2 separate regions of the Homo sapiens genome follow, and region 2 is linked to region 1. Evidence: chromatin loops called from intact Hi-C (ENCODE). Cell type or tissue: PC-9. All regions are shown on one strand. Each heading gives the region's core, and the rest is flanking DNA. Links, peaks and the distances in the headings are about the cores only. Region 1 overlaps NGF (nerve growth factor). Region 2 has its middle 60 kb from the start of NGF-AS1.

Region 1 (4,393 bases), core at 276-4,275:
AACTAAACAATGAGGTGATTGCCATCCCAGTGGATTGCACAACATAACCAGCGGCTGGGCTGGAGCATAGCCTTCTCCAAGGAAATTCTGGACAAGAAAAATGAACAAGCTGGAAGTAAGGAGGATGTCTGTTTTGCACAACACCTATGTACACTTTTAGTGCTCATAAAGAAGGTGGAACGAGGGTCTTAGATTCTTAGTTCCTCTGTGGCGCACCTGTCAGCCCACCAGTGTGGCACTCTCCTTCTTAAATAAAACACTACATAGCCAAAGTGAAAGGGAGGCTCACCCAGTTATCCAAGAAGGTGAATTGGGACCACTTGTTATTTCCCAGTATAACATGAAATAATGATTTACTTGGGTTGAATAAACTGGCGCAGCTGTGGGAAGAGTCTTCAATTCCTTTCAATAAACATTCATTAAGTGCCTACACTGGGACAGCCCCACGGATAGAAATACTCCTAAGACCTCAAGAAGTTAATCCAGCAGATGCCTAAACTTGTCCCAAATCCCTGGATAACCAAGTATAAATTTGATCATGAGGATACCATCCATGTTGTATTCTCCTTGTGATTCACTTTTTCTGCAAGGCAGCAATTACTTAAGCAAAGATGCTATTAACTTTACAGTGCCTGGCAAGTTTTCGTGATAGCTAAACATTGCAGCACCCTGATGAACACAGCCATAGCTGGAGCAGCTTCCTCCCTCTGACTGCGACATGGCTGAAGAAAATGGATATTTCAAAAACAAACGTTTCAGTTTGTTACTCAGCATCTTTGTTGGCAAATGATTGCAGATAATCGCCCCACAGCTGCAGGCTGAGCGTTCTACAATTGCTCAGTTCCACTGAGCATGTGCATGGCCAGCCATTCCAATCACGACTGGGACACAAAGCGGCGATTTCTTCCTGCCAGAGAGGGCCAGATGGGGGCATGGGATGAACAGGAGGCATCACTTTCTCTTCTGCACCCAGATCTGCCAGTAACTAGCTGCCTGATTCTGGCCAAATGTCTTTAATGATATTAATAAGAATAGCTGATATTTATGTAGCACCAACTAGATGCCAGGCACTGTGCTAAATGCTCATTCAATTTAACCCTCTCAATAATCCAATATGGAGGGTATAACGTTTTGATTTTTGAAAGAAGATGTTGAGGGGCAGAGAGGTTAAGTCTCTTGCTAAAGATTGAGAAGTGCGGTGATTGTGTGGTGATTGAGAAGGAAAAATGTCTGCCCTCATCTCTGGAATTTCTAATTACTCACAATGTTCTGGGTCTCTAGAGACAGATGCTCTCTGTGGGTCTCTCGTTAGCTCCAGAGTAAATTTCCCCAATGCAGACTTTTTATTTTGTTCATGTTGTCATTATCAAATCAACCTTAAAAGAAGAAACACTAAAAGACTGGGAATATTCTGAAATATAATTATATGAGAACCAAGTGACTTTAGAAAGGACAGCAGGTTTTCATCTCTCCTGACCTTTCCTCCTGAGATAATGAAAGAGCTAGATGAAACTCCTTAACATAAGCTCGAAAATCCCTGTCAAATAGCCCTTCATTAGAGTTAACCACCCTGATGGCATTCCAGCATTCCCCATAAGTCATATGTGTTACTGCATAATAGGAGCCCATGTGGGACTAAGATAGTTAAAGCCATGCACAGGAAGTAGCTAAAACAGCACAAAGCCCCCTGACAAACACACTCATGGAAGTAAATTCTTCATTTCCAGCTCTTCGCCTCAGGTTACCTAGGATTTGCATGTGCTGCATGCCTGGGCAAAGCTGGGCTGAGTTATCTCTTTCATGCCTTGAGTCAGATTTTCTGGGTGTGAAGTCAGCAGACAAGCCAGGAAATGTCACTGCAGAAGAGCAAGGGAGCTCAAGACGCGATGGCAGCTGTCACTCCAGAGTGGTGTGGAGTGGGACGGTATCTGATGTGTCCTCAGATTCGGTTTCCCTTGGGATGTGTTTGGTGCTGACTGCTTGTGATCCATGTTTTCTTGGATGCAGGTTGGTAGAGGTGCAGCAATTTTTGCAGTGAAACTGAAGTCCAGCTGCTCAAACAGAAATGGCCTCATCTAATGGACACTTTAATGAGTAAGGGTGGCATTTTACTCGAATCCTTACATTCAAGTCCCATGACTCATCCCTTATCCCTCCTTAATTGAAGGATGGACTGCCTGCCTTTTTTAAAGCACTAGAATCCCCTGTGTCAGTTAAGCCAGTATATTTCCTGGTCTTTTTCAGGGCTATGAATCCTTACCTTGTCTTAATTTCTGAAGTTACATCTGAATCGCATTATAGTCTTATGTGTTGTAACATTTCTTGACCTATTGCTTAGAAAACATACCACACACTGAGAGGAAAAGGCTAGCTCAAGAAGAGCCGAGGACATTCAATCCTATAAAGCAAATAGAATAAAGGGCTTGGATCTGAGTGTTAACATTCACTGGCACCGTTTTGTTTTCTTTCACGTGTTCAATCCTAGGTGGTCATTCAAGGTCTGCAGTAGCCTGGAGACTCCATAGGTGCTGTTATGATTACATGCGAACCTTGACTCCATAGGTGCTGTTATGATTATATGAGAACCTGAGAGTCATTGTTCCCAGTACCGCTGTCTGCTATTAGTCCTAAGTATGGGAACAACGGATCAGCGAAAGGCCAAAAGCATCACTGAAATAGATTTTTGTGTGTGTGGTTTAAGGATTAGCCAGTTGGAACCAAGGAGATGTTTTCTTAGGGTCTCAGAAAAGTTTGAAAAATTATTGGATTGTTTTTGGCACTCAAATGTAGATTATAGATGTATTACTAGTATTACTAAGCTGAGGGGCTATACTACAAGGACTATTATTTAGCCCTACATTCTTGCAAAAATATTCTGCCCTCAACTCTGTAACAGAAGGCTGCTGTGTGTTTAGATGTCTTATCTTCCACCACATTAATGTTGTTGTAATTACCCACACTTTGAAAACCTCCCTGGGGTGTGGGCCGTCATACAGCTCATGAATTCCTCCAGTCAGGTGAACATGCAGATTGTGTTTCGCCACACACAATAGAAGGCCACTCTCATTCATAGCAAGTGCCCTTTGATTCTCAAGCTGAGGTCAGCCAACCACAACAACTTCTTCCTACCTACAGCTGTCTGACTCTCTGGGGAAGTGCTAGAAAGGGTTTTGTGGGAAATTTACCCACAAATTTCCCAAAGAGCCATAGGACCATTTCTTTTTTAAGAAAATTGCCAGGGCACTTTAGAATTGTCAGCATTGAAACTTTTCATCAAAAAGAATAGCAATTTCACTGAACCTTAACGTCTTCCTAAGTCCTTGGTACCAGATGTATTATTTTCCTATTGGATGTGCCAAAACCACTAGATAGTTAAACACATCAAATCATCTTGAAATGGCCAAAGTTGATTTTTCCCTCAAAAAAGAGCTCCTTCTCAGCAAACCTCATATTATATTTCATACTAGAAAAGATTTCAAATTCCTTTTCCTGTTGTGCACAGACTCAGGGTAAGGACTAACAGAGAGATGGGAGAATTGAGGGGAATGGCTACAGCCAGGAAGATCACAGTAGTCACACCAACAACTATTCTTATTTCCTCAACAACACATCCTTAATCTAAGACATTCCTAGTGAGTTTCCCTACTCACAGAGCTCTCCTGGGTGGAAACTAGGAGAAAGGGGGCTGTGGCTGCCCTGGCATCTTCAATGTAGTGATCGATTTGGCTATTACCAAATAGTGGGTTGGCCTATCATTAAGTCCAAGGACCATGTGCTGAAATTTTTAACACCAAAGATTTAGGGACACTTGGCCAAAAAGACCTCTGGGACCAGTCCTCCCATGTGCTCCAAAGCAATGGCTAGTCCCAAGAGCAGCTTGCACTACATCAAAGATACCAGGGCAGCCGCAGCCCCCTTTCTCCTAGTTTCTGCCCAGGAGAGCTCTGTGAGTAGGGAAACTCACTAGGAATGCCTTGGATTAAGGACATGTTGTTGAGGGTATAAGAATGATTGTTGGTGTGATTGCTATGATCTTCCTGGCTGTAACTATTCCCCTGAATCCCCTCTCTCTGTTAGTCCTTACTCGGAGTCTGTCCACAATGGGAAAAGGAATTTGAAATCTTTTCTAGTATGGAATGCAACCATGAGGTTTGCTGACTAAGAGTTCTTTTGGGGGGAAAAAATCAACTTTGGCCATTTTGAGATGATTTGATGTGCTTGGTAATGGCCTTAATAATGGTCAATAATGGGCATTGCCAGAGAACATTTTAAGTGGCATGCAAGGAGTAAAACAAACAAAAACCTTCCAATTCACAAATGTCAATTATATCTAGACAACTGGGCGTGGGTCAGGCAGGAGAGACAGGGACAACATTCCCCAGAGGGTTTGTCA
Region 2 (4,393 bases), core at 189-4,188, 77 kb after region 1:
GACATTTGACCACATTTATCTTCTAAAAATGTCTTCTCTTTCACTGCAGTTAATCATTGTGGATGGATGGATCAGTGGATGAATGGATGGATAGATGAATGGATGGATGATTTAAATAAATAGATACTTCTACCAGATACTTCCAGATGTTGTCTAGCCCTAACTTCCTACGTTGGATACGAGAACCATAAATACCAAAGAAAGTAGTTGGTACCTTTCTCTGGCCATGAGGCCAGTCAGTTTTTCTATGACAGGAAACTGCCCAGCCTCTAGGTTCAAATAATAATATCTTTTCTGTTCTGAGAAAAGCAATCAGAGGTCCTGGCCTTCTTCCTTGTCCTTGTCTGTGTCTGGCCACCACTCCCAGCAAAACCCAGGAGACCCTTCCTTAACTAATTCAGCTCTTCTCCCTGTCAATCACCAGCTGCTCCCAGACCTCCATCAATACCCACCCAAAGCCTCCAGTGCCTCGGTTTTACCCTTCTGTCTTTACATACAGCAGCAATCATTTTAATATTTTTCTGTTGGCATTTTCTTAAGAATGAGGAGGAGTTGGGGTGCAGAAGTTAAACTTCAGTCGTAAGCAGAGAAGAGCAGATAATTTTTTAAAAAAGAAAAAAAAAGCCACTGCCCAGAGGGCTTGCAGTGTAAATTAGACACACAGAGGAAGTGTAACAAGACAGGGCAGGCACCCATTGGGAAACAGGCGGCAGCCAGGGATAACTGTCTTTGTTCTGGTCAAGCCAGCCTGTCACCTGCCACCTTCAAGGGAGCTCAGGGGAGGCTCAAGGAAAAGATGAAAAGAGAGCACAGAAGTAGTAATGAATTACTTTAGATAATAAGTGGAAATGAAAAGCATGGCTGAGAGAGGCCCAGACACTTTACTTCTGGTTCCTTTCCTCCTTATATTCCTACAAGTGAGAAAGGAGAATACCAAAGAGTTTCCCCACCCCCACAAGACTAAGAGAAAAAGGCAGGCATGAGGACCCTGCAGGGATGTCCAGGATTTAACACTGGCTTTGCACTCTCTCTCACTCTCTCCCACTCTGTGTGTGTGTGTGTGTATGTGTGTGTGTGTGTGTGTGTATGTGTGTATTTACTGTTCCAATGTTAGTTTATTCTTCTAACATATGTTGCTGTGCTGAAGCTTTGTGAGTGGGTAACATCTTCCAGCCTCACCCCCACCATAACCCTGCAGTATTCTCTTTTTGTAAATTCCAGGGCTAGAGCCCAAAGGCATCTCAGTCCAACACATCTTGTCACATCAAAATAAAAGCAAAATTAAAGCCAAGACATCATGGAATGCCTCATAAAGCTCTCCCAACAGCCAGTCCATGCTCAAATCTCCCAATATAAAATTGCTGCTGCTAAGACAACTCTCTTGATATGCATGTTGCATATGAAGGTCAAAAAGGATAGATTTTAATTTTTTCGCTACAAGAAATTACATCAGTTCAAGGTGCAATATTGGAGGAGAGTGTCTTGAGAGAGATTTATAAAAGTTGGCAAAGTCTGTCCACTGTGGGACTCAATCCTGGGTTCATTGAGGACACAACAGGCCCTGCACTGAGGACCCACAATGCCCACCTCTCTCATGTGAATGCCACACATGAATGGCACCCCTCCCGCCTTGGATCAGCAATTGTGAAATAGAGAAGAAACGTGGGAGGCTGTGAGTGCCTGAGTCCTGGGCCATGGGCTCACCTGTCCACTGTACTTTCATCCTTGTCTTAGAGAGTCACCCATACCTGCACTTACTTAACGGTGATTACCTCAACTATGCAGCAGAACATGACAATATTATTTGGAATTGAGTTCTTTGTATTTCTGCCATTCTTCAGGGATTTTAAAACTTGTTTAAGATGCGTGTTTTAGAGAGAGTGAGCCAGAGAAAAAGAGAAGAGATTCACCAGGTTTGACAGTTCTGATGAAGGGGCAATTGAAATATCAGAGGCTGATTCTTCAGGAGCCATGGAAATAGCAGGACCCAGAGGGCAGCAAAAGCCGTTCTTGGAGAGAGGATCTCTCTGCTTTGTAGGAAGGTGACGGCCTTCAGCTCCTTCCAAGCTCCTCCTATGACATGGGAGATGGGAAGTGGCAAGACAAGGGCAAAGAAAGCAGCCTCCCTGGTGTGCCTAGGTCCAGGTTGCCAGCATCCAAAGCTGAGCCCAGGCTGGACACTAGACCCAAACCCTCCCTTCCTAAACTGTTTTGGGGAAAGGGAGGCAGAGGCACCTTAAGCCAATGGTTCACACCCCGGCATCTTCCACTGTGAGTAGGGAAAATTTGGGACAAGCCCTGATGTGTGTAGTGAAAGTTGTCTTTCTGGATTTGCAAGTAGATGAATAAGGTTGAGTTTTACAGAAAACATGTTTCCAAACACATTAGCCACAGGCCAAACATCTCTTCAGAGGAGCTTTATTTTTAGAAGAGCTTTAAAAGTATTTTCTTTATGGTACTTGAGACTAAATTCAGTCCCTGTGATGACTTGAAACCCCATTTACATAGACCTTCTGAGACTGGAGACTCATTTGACAAATTCTCACCACAGCAGCACTGTACACTTGATGAGCACCAGAGGAAATGCACGTGGAAACTGGGAGTGGAGACAGTGGGAAACCTCCGGCAGCTACACTAATCCAATTCCTGCTTTTAATGTCTGAAGGAGCCTGAAAGTTCAGAGAACCAAGTTCTTATTTGGCTTTGTCACAATCTTGGGCATGTCACAACTTTTCTAAATCTCAGTTTTCCTATTTATATAAGAAAGAATTGCAAAAGTCCATTTACTTCCTAACCCAGAAACCACAGACACACCTGAGACACATTTCATGGATCAGTAAGTCTGGGATTGTTTGAACATGAGTAAGGATGGAGTGAGGATTTAGCCCCATGCTGTGCCACCCTCTTCCCCATGATTAGGAGAGAAAGCATTCAATCAGGGACCCTTTGGAAGTCATATGACCTTCCTAAATATCCCTGGGTTCTCAGGGACTTCAAGTCAGGGTGCCATTATCAGGGCCAAATCTTTAAAACTCACCCAAATTGATATGCTGTTGGCTGTGGGACATCCAGAAGATGTGGTAACTACCTCAATGTCTTCCATGAAGACGTCTCACGTGATCTGAAAACTCAGTCATATTCCGAGGAAGTCCAGACCTTACTAACCTTCCACCTCAGACTGCAGCACATTAGGGCCATTCTTTTAAACAATTATTTGTGTGTCTTCTAAATCTATTATCTTCTTCTTCTTTTTTTTTTTTTTTTTTTTGAGACAGAGTCTTGCTCTGTCACCCAGGCTGGAGTGCAGTGATGCAGTCTCAGCTCACTGAAACCTCCGTCTCCCCAGTTCAAGCAATTCTCCTGCCTCAGCCCCCCGAGTAGCTAGAACTACAGGCGTACACCATCAGGCCTGGCTAATTTTTTGTATTTCAGTAGAGACGAGGTTTCACCATGTTGCCCAGGCTGATCTCGAACTCCTGAGCTCAGGCAATCCACCCACCTAGGCCTCCTAAAATGCTAGGATTACAGGCGTGAGCCACTGCGGCTGGCCTAAATCTATTATCTTCTTAATGAGCTTTGGGCCGCAGAGCCTGTAGGCTATACTTCAGTGTCCTTTTTGCCCTTCAGAGAACAGGAAGCCGATATTCCACATATGCATCAGCCAGGTTGGTGGGTTGGTTGGTTGGGCTGCAGGAAGCTTGGGGAGACCCCAGGTTACCTCTCCAGAAATTCCTAAAGGACTGTGTGAAGAGAAGGGGGAGAGAGCCATGAAGCTACATTTCAAAAGAGCCCAAGAAAGCAAGCTGTCCATCCCAATAGGCCAAAGATCTCAACCTCACACTCAACTCAGAAGGGTTAACAGCCAAAGCAATGTAAAAACGAGAGGACTTTTTCCCCTTCAGGAGTCTAGCAAAACTGCAGCAACAAAAAAATGCTTCTGTGTTCTAAGCAGTAAGTAGCAAGTTTGCTGCCACTGGGGGTATAAAGGCAGTGTCCCCAAGCAGGGTGTCAAAAACCACATGCCCCTGTCCCAGAATGATAGCCCCGGTTCTCAGGAGCCCATCTGTGCTTTTCCTCTCTGTTTTCCTCCCATACATATATCCATAAGTTAATCAGACTCCTCAGGTGCACTGGAGTCACCAGTCACCTCGGAGGGCCGAGCTGGCCCAGAGGGATGCTTTAAAACCTACTTTGCATATGGAAGAAAAAATTCTCTTCCACTCCCAGACTGGTGAGAAAATAATGAAAAGGAATAGAAACATTACCAACAATTTACAACACATTCCATTTAAAAAGAATCCTCAAGTGCAATAAACACTTCATTACACGTATATGACTTCATTATTTAAAAAGTTTTCCACCCAATTTGTCATCACAAGGTGACATCCCCCCA

The links. Peaks named below come from ENCODE experiments on the same cell type or tissue, not always from the same donor. Only the 100,000 strongest peaks of a DNase experiment are listed, where the experiment ranks them.
Region 2: it touches region 1 in a loop (2.7-fold over the local background); 1 of 110 quality-filtered maps calls a loop at or near these places.

Annotation. Positions count from the first base shown.
Region 1 is chr1:115,298,098-115,302,490 of GRCh38, reverse strand. All of the region lies in intron 1 of NGF (nerve growth factor), which reads left to right. The region is part of intron 1 of NGF-AS1 (NGF antisense RNA 1); the gene reads right to left. Among named protein-coding and RNA genes, the nearest start is that of NGF-AS1, 17 kb to the right of the region's middle. RefSeq lists an enhancer at 1,323-2,522. In PC-9, for the core only: no CTCF peak of the experiment used is centred there; a DNase peak (open chromatin) is centred at 2,130.
Region 2 is chr1:115,221,145-115,225,537 of GRCh38, reverse strand. No RefSeq gene overlaps it. Among named protein-coding and RNA genes, the nearest start is that of NGF-AS1, 60 kb to the left of the region's middle. In PC-9, for the core only: a CTCF peak has its summit at 2,355; DNase peaks (open chromatin) are centred at 2,357 and 2,807; H3K4me3 peaks cover 694 bases; H3K27ac peaks cover 2,612 bases.